Linked DNA regions of Mus musculus: regions 1 and 2 are each linked to region 3. Evidence: chromatin loops called from intact Hi-C (ENCODE). Cell type or tissue: left cerebral cortex. All regions are shown on one strand. Region 1 holds the start of Cyb5d1 (cytochrome b5 domain containing 1). Region 2 holds the start of Mpdu1 (mannose-P-dolichol utilization defect 1). Region 3 holds the start of Wrap53 (WD repeat containing, antisense to Trp53).

Evidence for each region. Hi-C counts contacts between places; a loop is a spot of excess contacts. Peaks named below come from ENCODE experiments on the same cell type or tissue, not always from the same donor. Only the 100,000 strongest peaks of a DNase experiment are listed, where the experiment ranks them.
Region 1: a loop joins it to region 3, with 2.4 times the contacts of the local background. A loop is called at or near these places in 3 of 42 quality-filtered maps.
Region 2: a loop joins it to region 3, with 2.2 times the contacts of the local background. A loop is called at or near these places in 5 of 42 quality-filtered maps.

What each region holds. Positions count from the first base shown.
Region 1 is chr11:69,392,988-69,400,987 of GRCm38, forward strand. Cyb5d1 (cytochrome b5 domain containing 1) reads right to left here and starts at 2,359. Exons shown (of 4, transcript NM_001045525.2): 1 at 2,147-2,359; 2 at 1,985-2,061; 3 at 1,641-1,859; 4 at 1-881. The coding sequence starts at 2,306. The coding sequence ends at 651. Naa38 (N(alpha)-acetyltransferase 38, NatC auxiliary subunit) reads left to right here and starts at 2,804. Exons shown (of 3, transcript NM_030083.2): 1 at 2,804-2,985; 2 at 3,190-3,373; 3 at 3,533-3,684. The coding sequence starts at 2,905. The coding sequence ends at 3,645. It overlaps Tmem88 (transmembrane protein 88), which reads right to left and starts at 5,247. Exons shown (of 2, transcript NM_025915.4): 1 at 5,029-5,247; 2 at 3,529-4,894. The coding sequence starts at 5,238. The coding sequence ends at 4,625. Kdm6b (KDM1 lysine (K)-specific demethylase 6B) reads right to left here. Exons shown (of 24, transcript NM_001017426.2): 21 at 7,720-7,861; 22 at 7,209-7,335; 23 at 6,953-7,123; 24 at 5,521-6,862. The coding sequence ends at 6,839. In left cerebral cortex, a CTCF peak has its summit at 4,717; DNase peaks (open chromatin) are centred at 2,494, 2,789, 3,070, 3,902 and 4 more places; H3K4me3 peaks cover 4,432 bases; H3K27ac peaks cover 3,956 bases.
Region 2 is chr11:69,658,694-69,666,693 of GRCm38, forward strand. It overlaps Mpdu1 (mannose-P-dolichol utilization defect 1), which reads right to left and starts at 3,956. Exons shown (of 7, transcript NM_011900.4): 1 at 3,776-3,956; 2 at 118-183; 3 at 1-5. The coding sequence starts at 3,878. It overlaps Cd68 (CD68 antigen), which reads right to left and starts at 7,477. Exons shown (of 6, transcript NM_001291058.1): 1 at 7,327-7,477; 2 at 6,810-7,243; 3 at 6,554-6,673; 4 at 6,342-6,420; 5 at 6,058-6,228; 6 at 5,520-5,811. The coding sequence starts at 7,369. The coding sequence ends at 5,678. Mir1934 (microRNA 1934) reads left to right here and starts at 4,350; the gene lies at 4,350-4,432. In left cerebral cortex, CTCF peaks have their summits at 2,581 (motif pointing right) and 4,014; DNase peaks (open chromatin) are centred at 4,008, 7,166 and 7,558; H3K4me3 peaks cover 1,712 bases; H3K27ac peaks cover 2,430 bases.
Region 3 is chr11:69,575,512-69,583,511 of GRCm38, forward strand. It overlaps Wrap53 (WD repeat containing, antisense to Trp53), which reads right to left and starts at 3,738. Exons shown (of 10, transcript NM_144824.3): 1 at 3,159-3,738; 2 at 2,936-3,034; 3 at 2,115-2,226. The coding sequence starts at 3,541. Trp53 (transformation related protein 53) reads left to right here and starts at 4,848. Exons shown (of 11, transcript NM_011640.3): 1 at 4,848-5,004. In left cerebral cortex, a CTCF peak has its summit at 3,957; DNase peaks (open chromatin) are centred at 3,394, 3,898, 4,813, 5,747 and 1 more place; H3K4me3 peaks cover 4,298 bases; H3K27ac peaks cover 3,414 bases.

The DNA of each region.
Region 1 (8,000 bases), 180 kb before region 3:
GCTTGGGCACTGTGGCTCTGCCGTAACTGACAATGTGCACTTGTGCTACAGAACCTTGGGAAATTCCTAAGGAATTATCTGTGAAATAGATAATTAGTCTTAATTAAGAATAATGTAGTCACCTTATAGGATAGCTGAGTTGAACAGTGTAAAACTCCAGCAAAATCTCAATCCTAAATTAACTGCATTCACGTTTCCTGGGGCACCAACTAGTAAAGACCTTTAGAGAAGAAGTCAGCCACCCACCTATGATTGGTGATGCTAATTTCCAAATCCTGTCTTTGTAAATCTCACCTTCCTACATCACATTCTCACCTTTGCCAAAAAAGTTCTTCCATCCCTTCGTCACTGTGTCTCTAACTACTAAAAAGTTTTGCCTGAGCCTTACTTCCTCCTCATATTCCTGAGAGACTCTAGCTCTCTTACAGGGATTCTTTCTAGGACCCCTCTAATACTCTTTGAGCAAATCACCCATGAACAAAGGAGCCAGGGATAAGGCCCTTGCATGTCAGAAAGGCCCAAGAACCACGGACTGATTCTCAGAAGGGAACAGAGGTGTAGGCCAGGCCCCACAGACCCACACCTCTTTCCCTCAAGGCACAGAAAGAGGCAAACTCCAACATCTTGAGTCTACACGCACATCTCCTTTCCTAGAGCTCTGTGAGGTCATCATTGAAGTAGAGCAGTATTGCAGGTGTGTGAAGTTTACCATCCATGTTAAGATAGTCAAACTCTTCTTCCTCATCCCGGATCCCGTTTTCTTCCAGGGTTTGATCCATGTTCAAATTCTTCCCATCGTATTTCCATGTGTAGCTGGCAGCATGTGCATTATAGGGGAGATAGCGGTGTAGGATTTCCCACATTGATTCCTGAGCCCCCACCTGAAGAATACAGAAGTGTCCACCTCTAGAATTCTGCTTGGAACAGACACACAGATACACACACACACTCCAAAGGCCAGAAGGGTCCTTAAACCTAGATCTTTCAGGATTTGCTCTAAGGAAACTGGGAATAATAATAATAGAAGAGAATCAGTCGGGGCTGGTGAGATGGCTCAACAGATAAGAGCACCCGACTGTTCTTCTGAAGGTCCTGAGTTCAATTCCCAGCAACCACATGGTGGCTCACAACCATCCCTAACAAGATCTGGCGTCCTCTTCTGGAGTGTCTGAAGACAGCTACAGTGTACTTACATATAATAAATAAATAAATCTTAAAAAAAAAAAAAAAAAAAAAAAAAAGAAGAGAATCAGTCACCAGAAATGACAGAGCTTGAATCAGAGTGCCTCCATTACCAGATAGCACTCTTCAGGCATCCCACAGTCCCAGGTAAGGAAAGTTGATGCTACAGCATACTATAAAGACACCAAGTCCTATCACTTCTAACAAATAAATGACTCAATAGAGTCAAAGCTGGTGTCTCTCATTTACAATGGGTCCATAACAGCATATAAACCCTTCCAAGGACCACCACCAAGATGCTGGCCTAGAGCTATGAAGGAGACTGAGGGAGCTGTAATACAAACATACTTCTGGAATTTCCAACTCTGGGTACCAGGACCATCTGCTTTCCTCTGTCGTGTTAACTCCCAGAAATGATTTCTGGTTCCTCTAGTACGTCCCCAGGCGCCAGAGCTCACCTGCAGTGTGTGCTCCTGCGTTGCAAGAGTGTTAATAATACGGATGTTCCGGGTCCGAGCAGACAGTCGTCCCACCTGGTAATTTGCCCCCTTCCACCAGGGTACTCCGAAATCATTGGCCCAATCTGAACGGGGCAGTGGCGGCGGGATATGTACGAAGCGGCCCCGCGGGGTACGGTATCTCATGCAACCAGTGAGTGGATCTATATGCTTGCGAATCTTCAAAAGCAAGGATTTGGAGAGACGGATCGGAGCAATCACTATTTCGAGTTCGAGTTATTCCCCGCCATCCCTCCTCTGCTCTCCAGTGCCGCTTCCACCGACCCCATACCAGCAGAACTTACGTCTCTAGTCTGTGGATCAAACCAGTGACTTATGTCCTGGCCTGCGACCTCCAGGATGGGTTTCAACAGTAGGTCCCCTAAAAAGAAACAGAGGCCGTCAATGGCCGGCCACCCAAGGGCCAGAACCAGCTCTCCAGCCCTTCCCTACCGTGTGTCCCTTACCTTTGAATTCCTCGACAAGCGGTGTTAGATTGTAAACAAATCCCAGGTAAGACACCCATAGGTCCTCGAGCTGGTTGTGTTCCGCTACTTCTGACGGCGTGAAATACCGACGTTGAAAATTATCCAAGTCTGGCCCGGCTACTAGGCCCCGGCGCGGCATGGCTCCTGGTCTACAAGAGGCACAGGCTCCCTCAGCTACCTTCTCGCTCCTCCGCAATCTTAAAACTATCAGGTCCAAGAACTACCTGAAGTGCGTTTGTCGCTGACATGGAAACCATTGTCCCTTTCCGGCCACCGGCCACAGTAGTTAGTTATACGTAAGTAGGGCGGGGTTTGGGCTGCGCGTGTCCACCGGAAGCATTCCGGATTCCGGCTTCGAGCCTACTGTGGTTGAATTCATTCTTAGAGGAAATGAAGACAGTCCGTTTCATAACGGAGTGTAGGCTAGATGAGTTAGGGGTAACAGAAAGTATCGACGAGGAGACTAGAATAGAGGGTTTTTTAATCACCAGATTTCAGGCGTTTAAAAGCTGTTTAAGCAATTGCAGGTAAAGTTCTCGCGATATTCTTCTCGTAGCCCAGTAGGCATGTAGGGACCTGGCATGAAATAAAATCTCGCGAGATCTGCAGTGGCGGAACCGGAGGCGAGGAGGAATTGTGATCTCACGAAAGCGCTTGGGAGCACTCGCGAGATCTGACGCGCCGATCCCCCAAAACGCTCTTAGGAAGTTTAAGGCCCAAAAGAGGTCCCAGGGCCAATGGCCGGAGCTGGGCCGACCATGCTACTACGAGAGGAGAATGGCTGTTGCAGTCGGCGTCAGAGCAGCTCCAGCGCCGGGGTTAGCGTGGGCTTGGTTTCTGGACGAGCAGTCGGGGAGCGACACCGGGCGGGGAGGGGAAAGGGGGTGGCGAGGTTGGAAAGGAGAACTACAATTCCCAGCAGCCCACGGGCTTCTGGCAGCGCCGCGAGGGCAGCTGGGAACTGTGGTTCCTTGGGCGTGCTGCCGATCCTAGGTGTCTGAGTGCTTGTCCTGCCCTAGCAGGACTCTGATGGGGAACAGGAGGACTCGCCGGCCACGCGTGCACGGCAGCAACTAGAGGCATTGCTCAACAAGACCATGCGTATCCGTATGACAGATGGAAGGACACTAGTCGGCTGCTTCCTGTGCACTGATCGCGACTGTAATGTCATCCTGGGCTCTGCGCAAGAGTTCCTCAAGCCTTCTGGTCAGTGTCCAGGGAATACACACCTACCTCCTCGGGAATGCGGCGGAAATTCACTGCAAGGCATTTCCTCTTGCAGGCCTTACTGCACCCCCTTATTTTCTGGGGGCGAGACGGATGTTTGCCTGCTGTTCTGATACTGACTTTTTTTTTTTTTTCCAGATTCATTTTCTGCGGGCGAACCCCGTGTGCTGGGTCTGGCCATGGTACCAGGACACCACATCGTTTCTATTGAAGTCCAAAGGGAGAGTCTGTCGGGGGGCCCGTATCTCTGACCACAATTGCACTTCTCTTTGAGACCATTAAACCCTATGACCAAAGTGGCCTGTGTCTGTGTGTAGGTCCAATGTCAGGGGAGGGCTAGCACACCCCACCCTTAGAGGTTCATCAGAGTTCAGGAGCTTCCTCAACCTGCCCCAATGCCTAGAAGAACCAAACCCTCCCTCAAGTTAGGAGCTTAAGGCAGCAGGCCCTAGGGTGGGCCCCTCCATCTTCCCTCCCACGCTCCTGCTTCAGTTTCTAGCGGGAAGCGGTGTCATCCTGCCCCGGAAGATCCATTGTTTCCCACCCCGGCCTGGCAACACTCAGTTCCTTTAAGCTGGGGTCAGAGAACGGGCTCGGGTCCCCAAGGGGAGCTGGGTAGGCAGCCGAAACAAGGCCCTCTCTGCGCTATTAATGGGGAAGTGACTTTGGGGTCAGGGCCAGACAACTCTGGGGTCTGATCAGGAAGAATGGACTAATGCGATAAGGAAAAGGCAGGATGCTGAGAGATGCTCTCTGATTTGCCCATTTGTAGTCTTGAGGATTCGTTTCCTACTCCTGAGCCCAGTGCAGGAGCGATTGGATATGTGCCACCCCTGTATTCACAGAGTGCATTCATTTTATAATTTTTTTTTATTATTTGTGATGGCTTCTCTCTTATTTGTGTGAGCCCTGTCCCTCAGTCCTGTAAATTTTGGAGGAGCTGCACCAGCAAAGGAAGGCACAAGGTCCAGCTCTCTTATTTACAATAGGGAAGGGAAAGAAGATGTGCAGGGTCCAGCCCAAACGTTCAGGAATCAAATGTGAATGACGTTTCTGGGACATGGGAATTTTCGCCAGCTCTACGTCCACATTCAGCTGTTCCATCAAAGGGATGGTAGGATCCGGCTCAGGCCGCGGTAAGGAACCGGCTTGGGCAGTACACCCCTGGGCTTGTTTCAAGTCCTTGAGAGACCAGGAGGGCAATCGACAGGATTCTTGACTCTAAGCACCTCAGACCCAGACCTTTCCCGGTGTGGGAACAGACCGAGAACCTGGTGAGACTGGGATTTGCTTCGGCTGTGGGATGCGCCGGCGCCTGTAGAGGGCTCGGCTGTAGGGCACGAGGCAGTCGGCCAGGCGGAGGCGCAGGCAGAGGCGGCGGTAGGTAGCCAGGGCAAGGACAAGCAACGGCACGAGCAGTAGGAATCCAGTGACCAACAGGGCTGTGAAGCCTGGGTCCCGCAGATGCGAGGTGCAAAGGGGTGCCTGAGAGCGCAGAAACTGTGCGGATAAGAGACATCAGAATGGGCCACTCTGCCCAGGAGGAAACAGCCCAAGTGGGGATGCAGTGGCTCAGACACCCCCCCACCCCCGCCGCCCACACACCACTCACGCATACCCCTTGGTATGCTTACCTGGGAGTGGCAGAGAAAGCCGAAGCCTAACATGATGACAGCAGGTAGCAAGATGGTCCCCAGCACCAGTGCCAGCAAGAGGAGATTGAAAACAGCCACCAGCAGATTCTGAGCCGTTACTAGCACTGCACAGGCCCAGCAATCTAGGGGATCCCGAGGCTCTGGGCCGCCAGCGAGAACGGGGCGCTGGGCTCCGGGGACCTCCGCCATGGCCTGGTTGGTTCCCGCCCCACACGACTGCAGTCCTTATAGCCCTCTTTCCTGCCCCTCCCCCGGGGCAGTCTCTCTGCACCCCGCCCCCCACTACCTTATCCTGGAATGCGGCTCTGGGATTAGGCATCCCCATCCTAAGGGGCAGACTGTGGGTCTGGACATTCCACAGGCTCCTCTGAGGAGGGGCTCCCCACCTCCGGAGGCTGCATCGCCCTCCCCTTAGCTCCTCGACCCTTCAACTGATATGCTTCACAGCCATCATCAAAACACAAGGGTCTCTTTTTTTTTTTTCCTGCTTTTATTTTTAATAATATTCTCACACAAAAATCACCGAAAATAGGGTAGGAATGGGAAGCCCCCCTCTGCCCCTGGGGCAGAGAGACAGTGCAGTGCGAGGGGGCGGGACTGTAAACCCCCCCACCCCTCCGCAGCCCCAGCGGGGGGGAAAAAAACCGAACTAAGAAAATGAAAATAAAGCCCCAGAGAAAATCACCCCAGGGTGTCCCTGCCCCAGAGAGGCCCTGCCCTGGGATGTTTCACGCCTTAAAAAAGGTGTGTGTGTGTGTGTGTGTGTGTGTGTCCAATGTTTTTAAAATGGCCGAGGCTGGGGAGGACAGGGTTTCTTTTCCTCATAGTTCTTTAAAACTTTTTATTTTATTTATTTATTTTTTTTACAAAATACCATTTCAGTTCCCACTTCTTCCCCTACAGTACAGGAGTCGCTCACCCTCAGGTGGGGTCGGGGTTGGGTCGGGAGTGGGGGTACTGGTCCAAGAAAGTGCAGGACGTAGGGGAGGGGAGCAGGTTTGAGCACCATGAGAGCCCGGCTGGAGCCGCGGGCGGGCGGAGACAGACGGGCCAAGCCCGGACATACTGGGGCGCAGGGAAGGCCCAGGAGTGGGCCTCCCAAAGAGGCAGGAGGGATGGCTTGGGGATGTAAGAGGTCGGGTTTTCCCAAAAAAAGAGAAAAAAAAAATGAATAAATAGAGGTGAGTGGGACTGTTATAAATTAAAAACCAAAAAACAAAAAGAACAAAAATACGAATCATAACCAAGTGAATAAACAAGAGACATATACAGGGATCACAGCTAGCATTGGAAGTAAAAAAAAAAAAAAAAAAAAAAAAAAAAAGGAGGTCCAGGGGTAGGGGTAAAGCCCATAGAGAGAATCTCATTAAAAACCTCGGCTGCCGAACGTCTATGTACACAACGAGCCGCGAACGTCTGCGCCGGCGGGCGGCGGGCGGGCGCGCGGCGGGCAGGCTTGAGGGAACCCGTATGTGACCCCCGCCGCCGCCGGAGCCTGGTCCTTGTGTCTGTTGCTAGAAAGGCCAAAGTCGGTGAGGGGAGGCGCTGGTGGGCGAGAGGCTGCCAGCCCCCTCCCCGTCTCCCATTTTTTTTCCTTTTTTTTTCCTCGTATTTGTTAAAAAAAAAACATTTTTTTTTTCTTAATAAATTAAGTGAGGGGAGCTGCCAATAGGGTGGAAGGGCTGGGCCCGACCCCCTTCCCGGCCAGAGGCGGGACCTAGGTCCAGCCCAGGCGTGTGCTGGTGGCCCCGCCGCGCCCAGCGTGGGCGGGCGAGCGGGGCGTCCGGCCTCATCGAGACGTGCTGGCGGGAGCCTGCGGGGAGAAAGTGGGCAGCTTCAGTGGTGGGCGGATGGGGACCGGCCGCTCCCGCGCCCCCTCTGGAGCCCAGGCGCTCGCTCTCACCAGTGTGAAGGCATCGTAGGCCTGCGCCAGCTCCTCCGTGCGGTACTGCTCTAGCACCACCACGCCCTGTAGGCCCGCGCTGCGACGGCGCGCACAGCCCTCGCAGTGCACCAGGTACGTGTTTCGGCTGCCATTCTCACTTGTAACGAACAGGATGTTGAACACCTCCACCTGGCCAGGAGAAAGCGGCTGTCACTAAGAAGTCACTACTACTGTTAGGTCTCTTCCAGGCAGGGGGAAGAGCTTGCACACTTACGTCGCATTCGTTGCAGTAGTAGGCAGGCTCGTCTTTGACACGGCCTTGGTAAGCGATCTTCTTCCCTGCCCGCACCAGGCTCTCCCGCTGTACCTGACAGTGCTTCATTGACTGCAGGAGGCAGAACCTGAGCAAGACCCAAAGGGTGGGTGTTGAGACAAGGCTCCAGCGGGGTGCCAAGGCTGGAGGATGGCAGATGGGCAGGGGTGGAGCTCCAGAGACCCTAGCCCCACGGACTTCCCTGGGCAACCCTCCCTTTCTTTTCGTTTCTGAGTTGCATTTCCCGTCTTGAATATGTCACACTTGACATTTCAAGGTTTTGTGTGTGTGTTTGGACCACAGGAAACAACGGCTATGAGATGAGAGCAGGGCTTCTGTCATGTCCCCAGCACAGTGACACTTAAGGTCTTAAGGACATGCTGCAGACGCAGGGGAAGAATGGGGAGCCAGGAAGAACAAGGGTGGGGAACAAGCCAGGTGGGACGGGCTGGTAACCAAACAGGGGTCTCACTTGATCATCTTGAACAAGTCAGGATCGCTGATCTTGACCGTTCGAGCGACGTTCCAGGACACATGAATCATGGGCACAATGGACTTGACGTTCTTCACCTCGTTCCACTCATATCGCTCCAGGGCCAGCTGGTACTGATAGGCTGTAGGCCAGAGGAAGTCATGCAGGGGTCTCAACCAGCCCCCGGCCCCTTCTTCCCTCAGACTCTGATTCTCCAGACCCAGTTTTCCCCTCCAGGGTTCGCTCCTCATACGTACCCCATGATGACCCGACCCCAGCCT
Region 2 (8,000 bases), 83 kb after region 3:
CTTGACTGTGGACAAAGCAGCAGGGCTGAGGAAAGGGCACTCTATCCCCAGCCTTGGCATCCTCAGCCTCTCACCTCCCTTCCCTTTACTCCAACAGCAGGAAGGAGCTGTACGTACCGAGAAGTGACCCAGCCACGATGCCCAGCCCGAGGCCTTTGCTGAGGAGAATCTTGAGGCAGGGAACTGAGAAGAGAGAGCAGTCAGCAGAGAGGCCTCTGGCGCCCAGGTGAGGGTTTGAAGTGCTCCTAGGAGCTGTTGCCCTCTCCCTCACCCGTGACCACCACACCTACCACACCAGTAAGTCTCTGGGGGTGGTAGGGATGACAGGGCAAACATCCTTGCTACAGACATCTTCTATTCAGACTGGGTGTGCTGTCACAACAGCTTCTTCCTTCCTGTCCCCCTTCCATTCCCTATAAATACACGTCTAAAATAGTTTTGAGGGCTGCAAAGAGTAGGGTTGTCCCCTTCAGAAGGACCAGGATAACCAGAAGGTTCTGAAATGTATGGTGTGGGCACTTGTCTTTGGAAGGAGGAGCATTTGAAGTAGGCCATCCAGTTCCTGAGGAGAGTAGGGTCAGGGAATTCTTAAGCAATGCCTGTGTAACTAAAAAGCTAACTTTTATCCCTCATTAACCCAGGAGCCACGTGGTAGACGGACAGAAACAACTCCAGAACTTCCATGCATGGCCCCCCTAATAAACTGTACTAACAAAAATGCACTAAGGCCGGGCGTGGTGACGCACTCGGGAGGCAGAGGCAGGCGGATTTCTGAGTTCTCTGAGTTCTCGAGGTCAGCCTGGTTCTACAGAGTGAGTTCCAGGACAGCCAGGGCTACACAGAAACCCTGTCAAAAAAAAAAAAAAAGCACTAAGAAAGTATGTCTTTTAAAAATGGAGAGATGGCTCAGAGGTTAAGAGCACCAACTGCTCTTCCAAAGGTCATGAGTTCAAATCCTAGCAACCACATGATGGCTCACAACCATCTTTAATGAGATCTGATGTCCTCTTCTGGGATGTCTGAAGACTGCTACAATGTATTTACACATAATAAATTAATTAAAAATGAAATCTTTTTTTGTTTTTGTTTCTGTTTTTTTTTTTTGTTTTTCGAGACAGGGTTTCTCTAGCCCTGGCTGTCCTGGAACTCACTTTGTAGACCAGGCTGGCCTCGAACTCAGAAATCCGCCTGCCTCTGCCTCCCGAGTGCTGGGATTAAAGGCGTGTGCCACCACGCCTGGCTGAAAAAAAATTTAAAAAGTCATAAGGGATGTGTGTTGTAGTTCAGGCTTTTAGTCTTATTTAATCATCTCTGAGTTCAAAGCCAGCCAGAATTACACAGTGAGACCCTATCTCAAATACTTAAAAACTATTGTCAGGTGTGGTGGCAAAAACATTTAATCTTAGCACTTGGGATCGAAGGACAGCTATGTGAGTTCAAAGCCAGCCTGGTCTACATAGTGAGTTCAGGCCAGCCAGGGTGATATAGAGAAACTATTAAAAAGGCTGGAGATATGGCTCAGTGTTTACGAGTACTGACTGTTCTTCCAGAGGACCTGGGTTTAATTCCTGACACCCACATGGAGTTCACAACTCTTAACTCTATTTCGAGGAGATCTGACACCCTCATTCATACATACATTCAGGCAAAACACCAGTGTACATAAAACAAAAATAAATCTTTAAAGAAATCATTAGGCCAACAAGATGGCTCTGCTGCCAACTCTGTTGACCTGAGTGTATATAAGGGAATACCACAACAGAAATACATTTTAAACATTTGGGACTGGAAAGATGACTTAGTGGTTAAGAGCACATCTCTGCTCTTGCAGAGAAGATCTGAATTCAATTTTTAGCATCCTTCTCCAGTGACTCACAAATGCCCGTAGCTCCAGCTCCAGTGGCATCTTCAGGCCCTTGCAGTCATGTATAGTATACATATACACACACATATACAAGTGAAAAGACACACATAAAAAAAAAAAATCTACATTTCAAAACAACCCTGGCTGGCGAGATGGCTTAGTGGGTAAGAGAGCTGACTGCTCTTCTGAAGGTCCTGAGTTCAAATCCCAGCAACCACATGGTGGCTCACAACCACCCATAATGAGATCTGACGCCCTCTTTTGGTGTGTCTGAAGTCAGCTACGGTGTACTTATGTATAATAATAAATAAATATTAAAAAATAAATAAAAAATAAAACAACCCTATTTTGTGTGTGAGCACATAGGTGCATGTGTTCAGGTCAGAGACTTTGAGGAGCCAGTTCTCCCTTTTTGCCTTTCTGTGGGTTCCGGGAATTGTACCCAGGTTGCCAGCCTTGCAAGCCACCCCTCCAGTCCCACAGGCGTTCCCTGACTCTTTTCTCTCCCCCCCCACCCCATTCCCACATTCATACATTCCTGAACCTTCAGGTTGTCCCCACTCTTCCAGGACATTTATCCTTGTTCTTCCACTATCTCTATCATTTACTTCTTTTTTTTAAAGATTTATTTATTTATTTACTTTATGTGTGTGAGTACATTGTAGCTATCTATCTTCAGACACACCAGAAGAGGGCATTGGATCCCATTACAGATGGTTGTAGGCCACCATGTGGTTGCTGGGAATTAAACTCAGAACCTCTGGGAGAGCAGTCAGTGCTCTTAACCACTGAGCCATCTCTCCAGCCCCTATCATTTACTTCTTATCTTGGTTTTTCCAGACAAGGCTGCTCTGTGTAGCCAGCCCTGGTTGTATTGGAACTCATCCAGTTGCCTAGGCTGTCCTTGAACTCCCGCCTCTGGGTCCCTCCCAAGGGCTGGGATTAAAGGTGTGGGCCACAGTTCCTGGCAATTTCTCTAATTTTTTTTAAAAAACATTTTTCTTTCAAACCCTGTGTCCAGGGCTGATTTTCAATAGATTGCAGCGAGTGAGCTGAGCTGCTGCCTACAAAACCCTGATCCTGGCAATCTCTCTACCACTGAATCTTTGACCTGGTGGGCATTTGGCCCAGGAAGGCGTCTTGACTATTGTAAGCCAAAAGTCACTTAGAATAGAGAGATGGAGAAGGCTTATCAAAGGCCTTTGTAAAGAAAAAGGAAAGGAAAAGTGCTATACTCCCAACACTCTAGTGACTGAGGCAGGAGGACTGTTGCCAGTTCAAGGGCAGTCTGTGCCACATAGTAAATTCCAGAAGCTGGTGCTGGAGAGAGGGGATAAAAAAAAAAATTTGTGAGCCTCTGTCAGTTGAGTGCTTGGGGCGAAAGGAGGCCTACATGCCTGGCTGGGGTTTTAATTTTGTTTTATAAAATACGAGTTTTCCGCCGAGGATTGGTGGCACACACCTTTAATCCCAGCATTTGGGAGACAGAGTCAGGTGGATTTCTGAGTTCGAGGCCAGCCTGGTCTACAGAGCGAGTTCCAGGTCAGCCAGAGCTATACCCTGTCGGGGGGGGGGGGGGGGGTACGACAAAAAAGCTCCGAGTTTTCCAGCCTGGGGCTAGAGCCTGGTTAGCAGAGTAGCACATGCCGCCCTGAGTTCGACTCCCAGCCCAGAAAGGGATGAGGGTTGGGTACAGACTTCCGAGATTGTAAAACACAAATTTAACTTTTTTTCGGGAGACACCCCTTCATGCCCAAATATGGCACTTTTCCTATGCAGGGCCCCAAACACTTCCGCCCTCGTCAGAACCGCCTTCTGCCCAGCTTCGCGGTGACATTAATCGCCACTGTCACGCCAACTTACGGTTCAAGGCTGCTCCAGCTAGACCTTGAAGGCTGAAATAAAACTCACCATGAAGCAAGTCCCATTGCACGAAGAGCTGGTCGTAACATTTCTCAGGTAAAAGAATTGGCACCAGCAGCCCTTTGAACGGCCCGTCGGCCTCCCCCGCCATGTTGGAAAGCTAAGCTTCCGCCAGGCGGGACAACCCCCGCCATTTATCCGCGCCGCGCATGCGCGCCGCGCACACCCCGCCCTGCTGTCCCCGAGGCCAGGGCTGCTCTTCCCTCTCCGTGATGCTCGCCCGCCTCCTCTAGGGGACACAGGTCTCCTTCCCAGGCAGGCTTTTGTGCGCGCCTTGACGTTCGAATTTTAAAGCGTGTCCGCGTTTGGCGCCTGCGCTGTTAGGACTTCCTCACTTTTGTTTACGCTCTTGTTCTGAAAGCAAGGTCCATGCTGCCCCCTCGCCCTGTCCCCCCTGCATGTACGCCATCTTGTCTAATCTCGGCCAACTTGATAGTGTTTGAAGTTGAAAGGGAAAAGAGTTCGAGTCTTCAAAATGGCGCTAGCAGAAGCACTGCAGCTCTCTTTATCTTTCCTCTTGGTTTCTCCAGAGGGAATAGAGCCGCAAAAGAGCCATTCCGAGCTGGGCCTTCTTTCTGGTCCCCTGCTTCGTCCTCTGTCCAGATGTTAAGAGGATGACGGTGGGGCTGGTGAGATGGCTCAGCGGTTAAGAGCGCCGATTGCTCTTCCAAAGGTACTGAGTTCAAATCCCAGCAACCACATGGTGGCTCACAGCCATCCGTAAGGGGCGAGCTCCGCTGCAGGAGAGCAACCCCTGACACAACAGGGGACCTCAGTCTGCTGTGTCTAGGTGGGAACCCAGAGGGTGCGAGCAAAATTCCAGTATTTGTCTGGGAAAGGGCCCCTAGGGTTAGGCGAAGAGAGCCATCTACATTCCACCACACTGCCAGGACACCTACTCTTGGTTCAGGCTGTAGGGCATTCCTAAACTGTTTCTCAGTTCCTTGTTTTTGGGGGTGAGGGGAATGTAGTTGCTGGTCAGGGCATAATGTCACATGTACCTCTGCTGTGTGGGGGCTCTGGTCCAAGAATTTCTGTAACCTCATGGGACTGTTAAATTGGAAAGGCACCCATCCTTGGCTCCCATCCGTTGAACCATGTCCTACTATAAACAGTAGAATTTATACTTTGGTACAGTGGGTGGCTGTCTGAAAAATCCCTTTTTATATCTGGACAAGGGCAGATTGCAATTGCCACCGCTCCCTCTCCTTCTGGTACTCGGGGATGTGTTTGCGAGGCCTGAAGTTGTTCCTCGTAGCACAGCCTCATAGAAGTCGGCTGCACCAGTGGGCTCCTCAGTGAACTAGCCCCGGCCACAGTGCACATGGAATCTCATTGTTCAGTCACCACTTTTGAAATAAATTAATACAGCCACCTACTCATATTTTAGTTGTGTTGTACCTAGCTGCGCCCCGAGGGTCAGCAACAGGGTGTCAGGTCGGAATGATTCATTCTGTAAGGGACTAGGCAGCCATTGGCCCCAGAGGGAGGAGGGAATTTTGGCAGCTTCACCAGCAGTCACAGGACATTGAGGGATGAACCAATGAAGGCATTTGGTCACTCTCTGGTACTTTTGTCCCTTCTTGCCAGCTGTCTCTTGGTGACTCAGCCACGGGAAGGCACAGGAAGGCATATGACAAGAAACTCGTGGCTTTTAGCCCCGGCAGGACAAGGCAAGCCAAGAGAAAAGATTTCATTAAGTGTTTGTACTCTTAATGAGGAAAGAAAGGAGTAGTAGGTACCATTCATGTTTATTGATTCCCCACCCCTATTATAAAATCTCTTCATTGTGTTCCTAAAGACAGAGAAGGAAGGTAACTGTTGAGTCAGTGGCATGGTGAAGAGATGAGGCGCTCCTTGGTGGCTTACACAGTGGACTGGGGCAGATGCTCAGAGGGGCTGGTAGGTTGATTGTCGTCTGCGGGTGATGCAGAAGGCGATGAGCACCAGGGTGAGGAGGCCGAGGAGGACCAGGCCAATGATGAGAGGCAGCAAGAGGGACTGGTCACGGTTGCAAGAGAAACCTGGCAGAATAATGGGATCCCTGAGAATTGCTGCAGTGGTGGACGGGCTAAAGGTGGGAGGTGGGGGAGGACGGAAGAGGAAAGGGGATGAAGAAAGGCTGAGGAGCCAACCCATAGGTGAGAGCAGTCAGCAAAGGGGAAATAAGGCAGTCTTGTAGAGGAGGCGGAGGTCTAGAAAAAGAGTTCTGGGGAAGGTTTCCAGAGCAATGGGAGAGCTCTAGGAAAGAAGAAGTAGGTAGGGCTTACATGGCCCGAAGTGTCCCTTGTCAGGCAGCTGAGCAGCCTGTAGCCTTAGAGAGAGCAGGTCAAGGTGAACAGCTGGAGAAAGAACTATGCTTGCATTTCCACAGCAGAAGCTTTGGCCCAAGGGAGCTTGGAGCTCTCGAAGAGATGAATTCTGCGCCATGAATGTCCACTCTGCAGTAATTAGTAATTAAGAGTCAAATCCAGTCCTGACTCCTGAGTCCTCCCCACCAGCCCAGCACGCCCAGCCTAGACTTTTAGTGTGGTAAGGAGAAGAGATTACTCACGTGCTGCCTGTGGGAAGGACACATTGTATTCCACCGCCATGTAGTCCAGGTAGACTGTACTCGGGCTCTGATGTAGGTCCTTAAGGTGAACAGAAAGACTCAAGGCATCAGGGACAGAGGCATCCATGTCCACAGAGCAAGAACAGAGGCTCCGGGGGTACAGGTATGGGATATGGAAGAATAGAGGATAGAGACAAACTCAAGCTGTATACCTGTTTGAATCCAAAGGTAAGCTGTCCATAAGGAAATGAGAGAGACAGGTGGGGATGGGTACCGTCACAACCTCCCTGGACCTTGGTTTTGTTGGGATTCAAAACAGATATGCCCCAAGCCTGTAGAAGTGCAATGGTGGGTCTGAAATCACAAGAATGCTCCATCCAGTTTATCCCCTCCTCTTCTCTTCCTCTTCCCTGCTGAACGAGCCCAGGACTTGCCTCTTGCCCTCTTTAAGCCCCACTTTAGCTTTACCTTTCTTCCACCCTGAATTGGGTATAGGATTCGGATTTGAATTTGGGCTTGGAGCTGAACACAAGGCTGGGAGCCGTTGGCCCACGTGTAGTTCCCAAGAGCCCCCTTGGACCTTGGACTAGGCGAGGGTGGAGGTGGTCCAGGGTGAGGGCCAACAGTGGAGGATCTTGGACTAGTAGCAGTGCCATTTGTGGTGGGAGAAACTGTGGCATGAGAAATTGTGGCATTCCCATGACTGGTGGTGGTGGCAGGGTTATGAGTGACAGTTGTGGGTCCGGAGCTGGTGTGAACTGTGACATTTCCGTGACTGGTGGTGGTGGGCCTGTGGCTGGTCGTAGGGCTGGCTGTGCTTTCTGTGGCTGTAGGTGTCATCGTGAAGGATGGCAGGAGAGTAACGGCCTTTTTGTGAGGACAGTCTTCCTCTGTTCCTTGGGCTTTCAGTAAGAGATTGGTTGGCCACCCAGGTGCAGGCTCCTGCCCATGAGCCCTCCCTCCCCCACCTCCCATTTCTCCTTACCTATAAGCGGTCCTAGCAAGATCAGACACACAGGGAGCCGCATGGCAGAGATGCTCAGACCAGCTAGGCTACACCAGTTCCTTCCTCAATCCAATCCCCTTTGCCTTCTCTTGGAAGAGGAAATGAAAAGCCTCACTTCCCTTAACTAAAATAATCCCACCCCAAACCTGACTCAGACACCTCAGCTTTAGCAACCCACTCAAGCCATTGGTTTTCACAATTAGGCTGTGATTGGCAGTGACGTTCTCAGTGGGCGGTACAAAGCCTTGGTTACCTCGTGAGAATGAGGCAGCTGACTCACACGGAACTTACCTAAGCAAAACTTGCTCTACTTGGGAGCTTACAATGCAGCAGAGAAATGGGAAGCCCTTTCCTCATTGGTAAGAAATGCAACCCCACCCATGCACTCCAATCCTAGCACAGGAGGCCGAAGGCAGATGTAAGAGGTCAGCTTAGCCTATTTATTTAGTTGCAGGACAGGAAGAGCTACAGAACAACCATCTCCCTACATCCCCAAGGTGAGTTGACACCTACATCATCTGGGCTAGGCCTAACCAACCAGTTGAATTTTTTTTTTTTGGTTTTTCAAGACAGGTATTTTGTGTAGCCTTGGCTGTCCTGGAACTCACTTTTGTAGACCAGGCTAGCCTCGAACTCAGAAATCCACCTGCTTC
Region 3 (8,000 bases):
ACCCCATCTCAAAACAAACAAACAAACAAACAAAACAAAGACAACCAGGGTCTGTGTGCACTAGGCAGACAACCTCGGCACTTACGGTAGAGCCAGCAGATAGGAGTTCAAGGCTGTCCTTGGCTATACAGCTGCTTTGAGTTTGAAGCCAGCCTTTTCTACATAAGATCGTCTCAAAGGCGTGGGGGAGTGAGGGTGCTGGAGAGATGGCTCAGCAGTTAAGAGCACTGCTCTTCTAGAAGACCTGGGGTTCAATTCCCATTGCCCACATGACCGCTAACAGTGATCTGGGACTCTAGTCCTAGGGGATTTGACCTATCTTCTGGCTTCCATAGGCCCTGTATGTATGTGGTGCACAAATGTACATTCAGACAAAACTCATATGCATTAAAACAATTTTTAAATATAAAAAAAAAACCAAACAAACAAAAAATCCAACTTTTTACTTGGGTGTGACAAATGATGCCTGTTAGTTTCCAGCACTTGAAAGGAGGGAGGAAATCAGGCTAGCCTCAGCCACATAACGTGCTAGAAGCCAGCATGAGACCTGTCTCAAAAAGAGGTGGCTGAAAAGATGGCTCAGAGCATTTAACTAGCAGAGGACCCAAGTTCAGTCCCCAGCACCCATGTCAGATGCCTTCAAAGTACCTACCAACTCCAGCGTGGCTCTCTACTGGGAACACAAAGGTCCTTGTGTCTACAGGTAAAAACCCTATTCTTCCATCCAGAAAGCTAGGAATTGAAGTGATTAATAGTCCTGTGATCTGTTATCTGCTGGGCTAAGCCATACCAAGTTCCTTCAACCAGGGCCAGAGGTGGCTAGTACTCTAAATGAGCCTTACAGACAGGGGCTCCCCAAGCTCCCACAGCCAGGACCTGAGATACCTAATAGTCTAAATGACCTTCACATCATCTGTATGGCCAGGGGCTTCCCCAGGCTCCCACAACCAGGACTACAAGTGGCTAATATCCCAAACGACCTCTATAGCATCTGTATGACCAAGATAAGGCCAGACGCTTCCTTAGGCCCTAGATCTTCTTGGAACAAATGACAAAATGACATGTCAAGTCAAGTTTCTATGCAATTATGCTTCCTCGTGTCCCGGAGATTGCATTACACCAGGAAACGTTTTCCAATTATACTGCATTCACTGCCTGAGATCAGCCTCCCTAGCATCCTGATCTACCTTGATGGAAGCCAGTCTGAACCAAGTTTTCATTCTCACCTGACGTTCTCTTGCCTGCCTGACACCCGAAGACCACCCCCCTCAGCTCTGAAGCACACCCCCCCCACACACACACACACTCACACACTTTAAAAAAAAAAAAAAAAAAACTTGGTTTGGTTATTTCAAAACACGGTTTGTTTGTTTGTTTGTTTGTTTGTTTTTCCATATAGCTCTAGCTGTCCTGGAATTCCCTCAGTAGACCAGGTCATCCTCAAACTCCAGAGATCTGGAAACTCTGTCTTCCAAGCGCTGGGGTTAAAGGAAAAGAGGGAGAGAGCAAACGGATATGGAGTCTCACAGCACTGCTCGGGTGCACTGTAGCTCGCCACAGGCTGAGGTAAGGGCTTTGAGAGCATTTGTTAGGCCGTGTAATAACCTTACTTATTGATATGCATTTGCACACTGCCCCCAAAAAACACAACCAGCTCTTCAGTCATGGTTCATGTCTACACAAGCCCAACACAGGGGTCTTCAGTCATGGTTCATGTCTACACAAGCCCAACGCAGGGTTCTAGCGTCCTGCAGTTGAGGATGGCCTTGAATTTACCTCTTCTCCACCTCTGGGGAGCTGTGGTTACCAGTGAGGCAGCACAGCAGTCTATGCAGTGTGGGGGCTCAAACATGGGCTTCGCGTGTAATGCTATGCTAGCACTCTACTGAGCTACTTCCCCAGCACCATTTGAAAAAAATCATTCTAGAAACACACAATGTCACAGAAAACACCGGCTCCTGACTAGTCTTTAAATGACTTCATAATTCAAGGCAGAAAATGATGTATATAGTGAGGGAAAATCCTGTCTGTCAACAGGTGACGCATGGACACACAGTTTTCACTTGCAGGGAGGGCTCTAAAGTGCAAGGGCTGGCAAAGGCCCCTACCCTTACCATTTCGGCGTAATCCACCTGCTCTTGTTCACTGTACAATTCTGGGGGCAGGTTGTAAATCCGAAGGACATTATCAGCACTATTGGTCAAGATACAGGAACCGTCAGGGGCCCTGAAAATACAGGAAAATTAGAAAACCCAAACAGAGCTGCGATTTCAAGGTTGTAGTGCGAGGGCCATGGCTAGCCTCTGAGTCCCTGAGAAGACACCCGGCTCTAGGGAAACAAGCTCGTGCAGAGAGTGGTGGCACACATCTGTAAGCCCAGCTCCTGGAGAGGCTGAGGCAGAGAACCAACCTCCAGGCCAGTCTGGGCAACTTGACCCTATCTCAAAATAAAGCAAAAAAGGACCAGGATGCTGGCCACTCTGAGGTAAATCCACAATACGATACACGGCAGTACGCATCCACAGGGGAAGGGCAGGGAAAACCTTAACCTCGGTATCACCCGTAGTCTATTGCTCCCTAGCAACTTCTAGAAACCCTGGGGTTGATTTTAGCTTTTGTTTTGTTTTGCTTTCCCTCAAGACAGATTCTCTAAGTAGCCCTGGCTGTCCTAGAACTGGACCCATGGTCCATGTTTGCCTGGAACTCACACATCTGCCTGCTTCTTCCCCCAGAGTGCTGAGATTAAAGGCATGCGCCCAACTTTGTTACTGTTTTTATTTTAAGACAGGGTCTCACTCTGTGGACAAACCAGGCCTCCATTTCCCAACAGTTGAGATTACAAGACTGTCGTCCCACCGAAAGGGGCCAAGTATGTGTGGTTAAGTTTTAAGGGGAAACTCCTGAAGATGGCCATCTCCTTGCCCATCGTACTTACCACTTGCAACCTTTCAAGAAGTTCTCGGAGCGGGTGCTGAACTCGGACCAGGAACCACTGAGGTATCGGGGTACCTGCGAGAAGCTGTAGGTCCAAAAGCTGGAAAGGAGATGGAGAAACAGCAAACGTGGGTCGTCAGAGCAAAATGGAAATAAAATGGTGCTGAGGACCGGTGGCTGTCGTTCTCACAGGTCCAGGCTCCTCAGATTCCAGTGTCACTTACGTGTCCCCCTCATCCACTTCAGCGCGTTCCTCAGACACACCTTCCGTGGCTTCTCCTGACTCCAACTCGGGGAGATTCGTTTCTTCTCCGGGAAGACTCGCATGTTCAGAAACATCTTGCTCCTCGATTCCAGGACTCAACTCACTGGAAGTATTAAATTCTACTTCCAGAGGTACAGAGTCCCCTTGTTGAAGCTCCTGGGACACAACCAAGCTAGCCACGGGATCTGTGGCTAGCTGGGGTTGGTCATCACCACCGCATGGCGGAGGCACCGGTTCAAAGTCTGTATTTTTCTCCGCTGGGGAACCTTGGGGTACCGGAGCTGGGGCCAGGTCAGGAGGGAGGCTATCCGGAGCTAAGAGTCGCTCCTCCGACGTCTTCATTCTGTAGAGTAAGCCCCCGGAAGGCAGAGGTCGGGCAAGTCTCGCTGAGCCGGCTACCAGCTGCCGAGGCTAGAGTGCATTACCGTTCCCAGGGATGCTCAGAGACCGGAGTCCGCTTTCCTCTTCCGGAAAATGTAAGCCGAACCTAAAGCAATCACCAGGGAACGAGTGTCCAAAGCCAAGCGCCTAGGGTCGCTAGGCGCCGCCAGGGCTTCTTGCTCTCGCGGGAGTCGGGCCACCTTCCGATAGGCTCTCCGCATCCTCCTCCGATTCCGAGCGGGAAGGCGGGAAGGAACGACTTTGCCTACACCTCAAGCGCTGGAGAATTCCTAGAGGTTTCTGGGAGTTGTAGTCTGAACTCTGGGCCTTGGCGAAAACTACACGAGCGCCCCCTACCGTCCCCTGGGGGTAATTCTTAAAGCGCCTATCCTCCCTGGCCTGCAGAGGGCGCATAATTTCTACAGTTTTTGCCCCTCTTGACTATCTTGTTTTGAATCCCGTAACCTCAGGTTTCCTTTCTCCCCATCTCTCCCCCCTTCTTGTTCCTCTCTTTCCCTTTCTCCCCCGCCCTCCCTTCATTCATTCGACATTTATTATCAAGTTCTTACTGCCTAACCCAGGACTATACAAGGCATTGGGAAAAAAATAGCAATGTTTTCTAGTTCTTAATCTCCATAAAGTTTTCGTTGCTGTGCAATTAAAGGCTGTGAAAACAGTCTTTACAGAGAGTGATAAGGACTGTACAGGAAATTAAACACGGTGGTGCGATACCAAGTATCTCGGAGAACACGTTAGATTGAGATACTATGAAAAGCCTTTCTAAAGTGACATTTTAGCTAATGAGGGGAAAAAGAACTTAGGGGCCCGTGTTGGTTCATCCCTGTACTTGGAAGGCCTAAAGCAGGAAGACGGCCGCGAATTCCAGGCCAGCCTTGGCTACAAAGACTCTGTCTTAAAAATCCAAAAAGATGGCTATGACTATCTAGCTGGATAGGAAAGAGCACAGAGCTCAGAACAGTGGCGGTCCACTTACGATAAAAACTTAATTCTTTCCACTCTTTATACTTGACACAGAGGCAGGAGTCCTCCGAATCGGTTTCCACCCATTTTGCCCTCACAGCTCTATATCTTAGACGACTTTTCACAAAGCGTTCCTGCTGAGGGCAACATCTCAGGGAGAATCCTGACTCTGCAAGTCCCCGCCTCCATTTCTTGCCCTCAACCCACGGAAGGACTTGCCCTTACTTGTTATGGCGACTATCCAGCTTTGTGCCAGGAGTCTCGCGGGGGTTGCTGGGATTGGGACTTTCCCCTCCCACGTGCTCACCCTGGCTAAAGTTCTGTAGCTTCAGTTCATTGGGACCATCCTGGCTGTAGGTAGCGACTACAGTTAGGGGGCACCTAGCATTCAGGCCCTCATCCTCCTCCTTCCCAGCAGGGTGTCACGCTTCTCCGAAGACTGGGTAAGTAATTGATGAGCGTGACGAGACCTCTCGGTCACTGGCTCTCTCCGTTTGCATCCATAAAACTAGAGAAAACCGTGGGGTTTGGGGGTGGGGCAGTGGGGGGACTCAGCGCGATGGAGATGGGCGGAATGGAAGCTTGGCGGGCGGGATGAACGGGAGTGTATATGTCAGATGCTGTAGTGAGGGTAGCTGATGATGATGATGTTAGGACCGACGAGCCTCACTGTCATGCACCTGCAAAGTAGAGCATATAGGGACCACTGAGATGGCCTAAGGGGTTTTCTCTCCGCTACGCGTTGTACACACTTATCTGCCCGCTGCTAGGTGATGGAAGCTCCGGAAATAACATGCACAAAGCACCAGGATTTAAGATTTTTCGAGATTCATAGCTTAAGACTTAAGACCCCCCATAGCATCCTAATGAAACCCTGGGTTCCGTTCCTGGATGAGATCGGGGTGATCCGGGGAGCCTTAGCTGCTAAGGTCCCGCAACTTCCGGACCTTTGTCCCTGGAGTGATTTCTTTTTTTTTCCAGCCGCTTCTCGACCCTGCTAGATGAAGAAAATCCAAGAAAAGCCTGAAGCACTAGCGGTGCTAGCCAGAAGTATTTGCCCTCGGGGCCCGACTCAGCCTCTTGGTCTGAAAGGCCCGCCGGCCCTGTTATTGTTTGGCTCCTTTACGTTTCTGCCGCTTGCAGGAGCATTTCCGGTTTCTTGTTTTCGGAGCAGATCACTGCTCGCCCGGCGACGGGGGAGTAGCGAAAGGGGAGAAATGGATTCTAGGCTGGTTCTGTGGTTTGAGGAGGAAAACTGCTGTCCTCGACATCTTATTTTTCTGGATTACTTGGTTATTGCTTTTGCAAAGGAGGAGGTGTTTATTTAAAAGAGTGCGCCGATAGGTCGTTTCTTCCTGCCGGAAAAGCAAATTACCGAGTATCCGGTTTTAGGGTGAGCCATTCCCTTGCTTAACGCATTCCGCGCGTCCTGAAAGCGGAAGGGGCGGGCTTGGGCCCCGGGCGCCCGGCGGTCCTAAGTGCAGTCAGCCCGCACCATCCGGTTCTTCCCAGCGGGAGGTGGCGGGACTCTGCCTGGGCGTGGGCTATGCCTGTCCCCGCCACTTCAATTTTTAGAACAGGTCATTTCATTACAGTTTCTTATCGCGCACCAGACATCGTGCGTGCCTTTTTTTCTTTTGTAAAAATACTATTTCCACACTGCACTTGGATCGGGAAGTAAATTTTTTTGTCCATCTGAAGATTTAGTTTCGGTCTAAAGAATAAATGATAGGTAGACCGGGAGGCGGGGGGACTTTGTTTTCGTGGCTTCAGCTGTAAAGCCGTAAGGAAGACTAGATCCTCCAGTTCATTGAGAAAGTATACAAATGACTTCACTTAAACTTTGACGCGCGAAGGGAACCCTAGCTGTGAAGGTTAGACTGGACAGCCACAGCGGTCCAGGGATGCCTTCTTATGCAAATAGCCTCCCTGCTCTTGCAATCTCTTTGACTGGATTTAGTGAAGGACTCTCTTGTGAATGTTAAAAGATCCCAACCCGAAGTCAAAAGGAGGTGCCCCTAGGCCCCATCTTGTTTACAAATGTAGATATATGTAAATTGGTTTTTTTGTTTTTTTTTTTTTTACATAAAGACAACTTTGGAAGATATTTACCCTGCTCTTCCAGTTTCTCTTCTCTGAATAATTTACTGCAGAGGGGTTTGGGAATGTCTGGGATGGGTAGTATATGCACTTAAATTATGCTTAAATCATCTGTAGCTTACATATGACCCTGCACTGTAAATGTTATTCAAATAAATGTTACCGTGTTGACTGAAAAAAGGAGCCAGGCTGGACTGGGACCGGGTGCTGCAAGCCTTTAACCCCAAAGCTAGGGAGGCCGAGGCAGGTCAATATCAGAGATTCAGGCCAGCCAAAGATATGCAAGGAGACCCTATCTCAAAAAGAAAAATATGTCACGTATGTTAATATTCACACTGACACAAGATAACCTGCTGCTACAGTTGAGTAGCAGTGGGAAGCCTCGACAGTCTCGAGTTCCAGACCACAGTGTCCAGACCATACATAGAGGGAGTTCAAGGTCATCCTTCCCTGGGTAGTTGTAAGCTGACTTGAGATAAATGAGAGTGTCTTCAAAAACAGAGAAAGAGTACAAAAGTTAACATTGGCAAACCAGAGCCTACTGGCCTTTCTCCTGATGGGTAAATGAGGACGTCTCGATGGCCCGTGCCTTTAATGCTAACACTCTTGGGATGCTGAGGTAACTTGGGCTACTTAGCAAGACCTTGTCTCAGAAAGGCAAACAGCTGGAGATATGGCTTGGAGTAGATTATTTCACCTGGCAAACATGATACCCTTGGTTTAAATCCTGAGACCACAAAAAACAGGTTAAACCCAGCTTGACCAAGTGCCATTGGTCCATGGATTGCTGTATTGGAATCAAACAGAAATCTATGTCATTCACAGCAGTAACCTCCTGGGAATACTTCAAGAGACGGAGAAAGGGCGACTGACTGTGCCCTCCGTCCTTTTTCGCAATCCTTTATTCTGTTCGAATCATAATTTGTTTTCCTGAGACAGGGTTTCTCTGTGTAGTCCTGGCTGTCCTGGGACTCCCCTCTGTAGACCAGGCTGGCCTCCAACTGTCTCTGCCTCCTATGTGCTGGGATCAAAGGTGCCTGCCACCACCGCCTGGCTTCTTAGAGTTGGGACAAGCCTCGAAGTAAGTTGGATGCCTAGGATCCCAGCACTACTGTGGTTAAGACAGTAATGAATTTAAGGCCAGCCTGGGATACATAGTGAGACCCTGTCTCAAGAAAGGGGGAAATAAGTTCCAAAAGTGACATTTTCCAAGGTGCGAAAGCGATGGTTCCTTAGAGAAAGTGACGTTGGAAGGGACAGAAGTAAATTTGACTCCTTAGTTATTAATTTGGTATCGATTTGAGACCTGGATAAAAAGCTGGTAAGCTTTAGGAAGGAA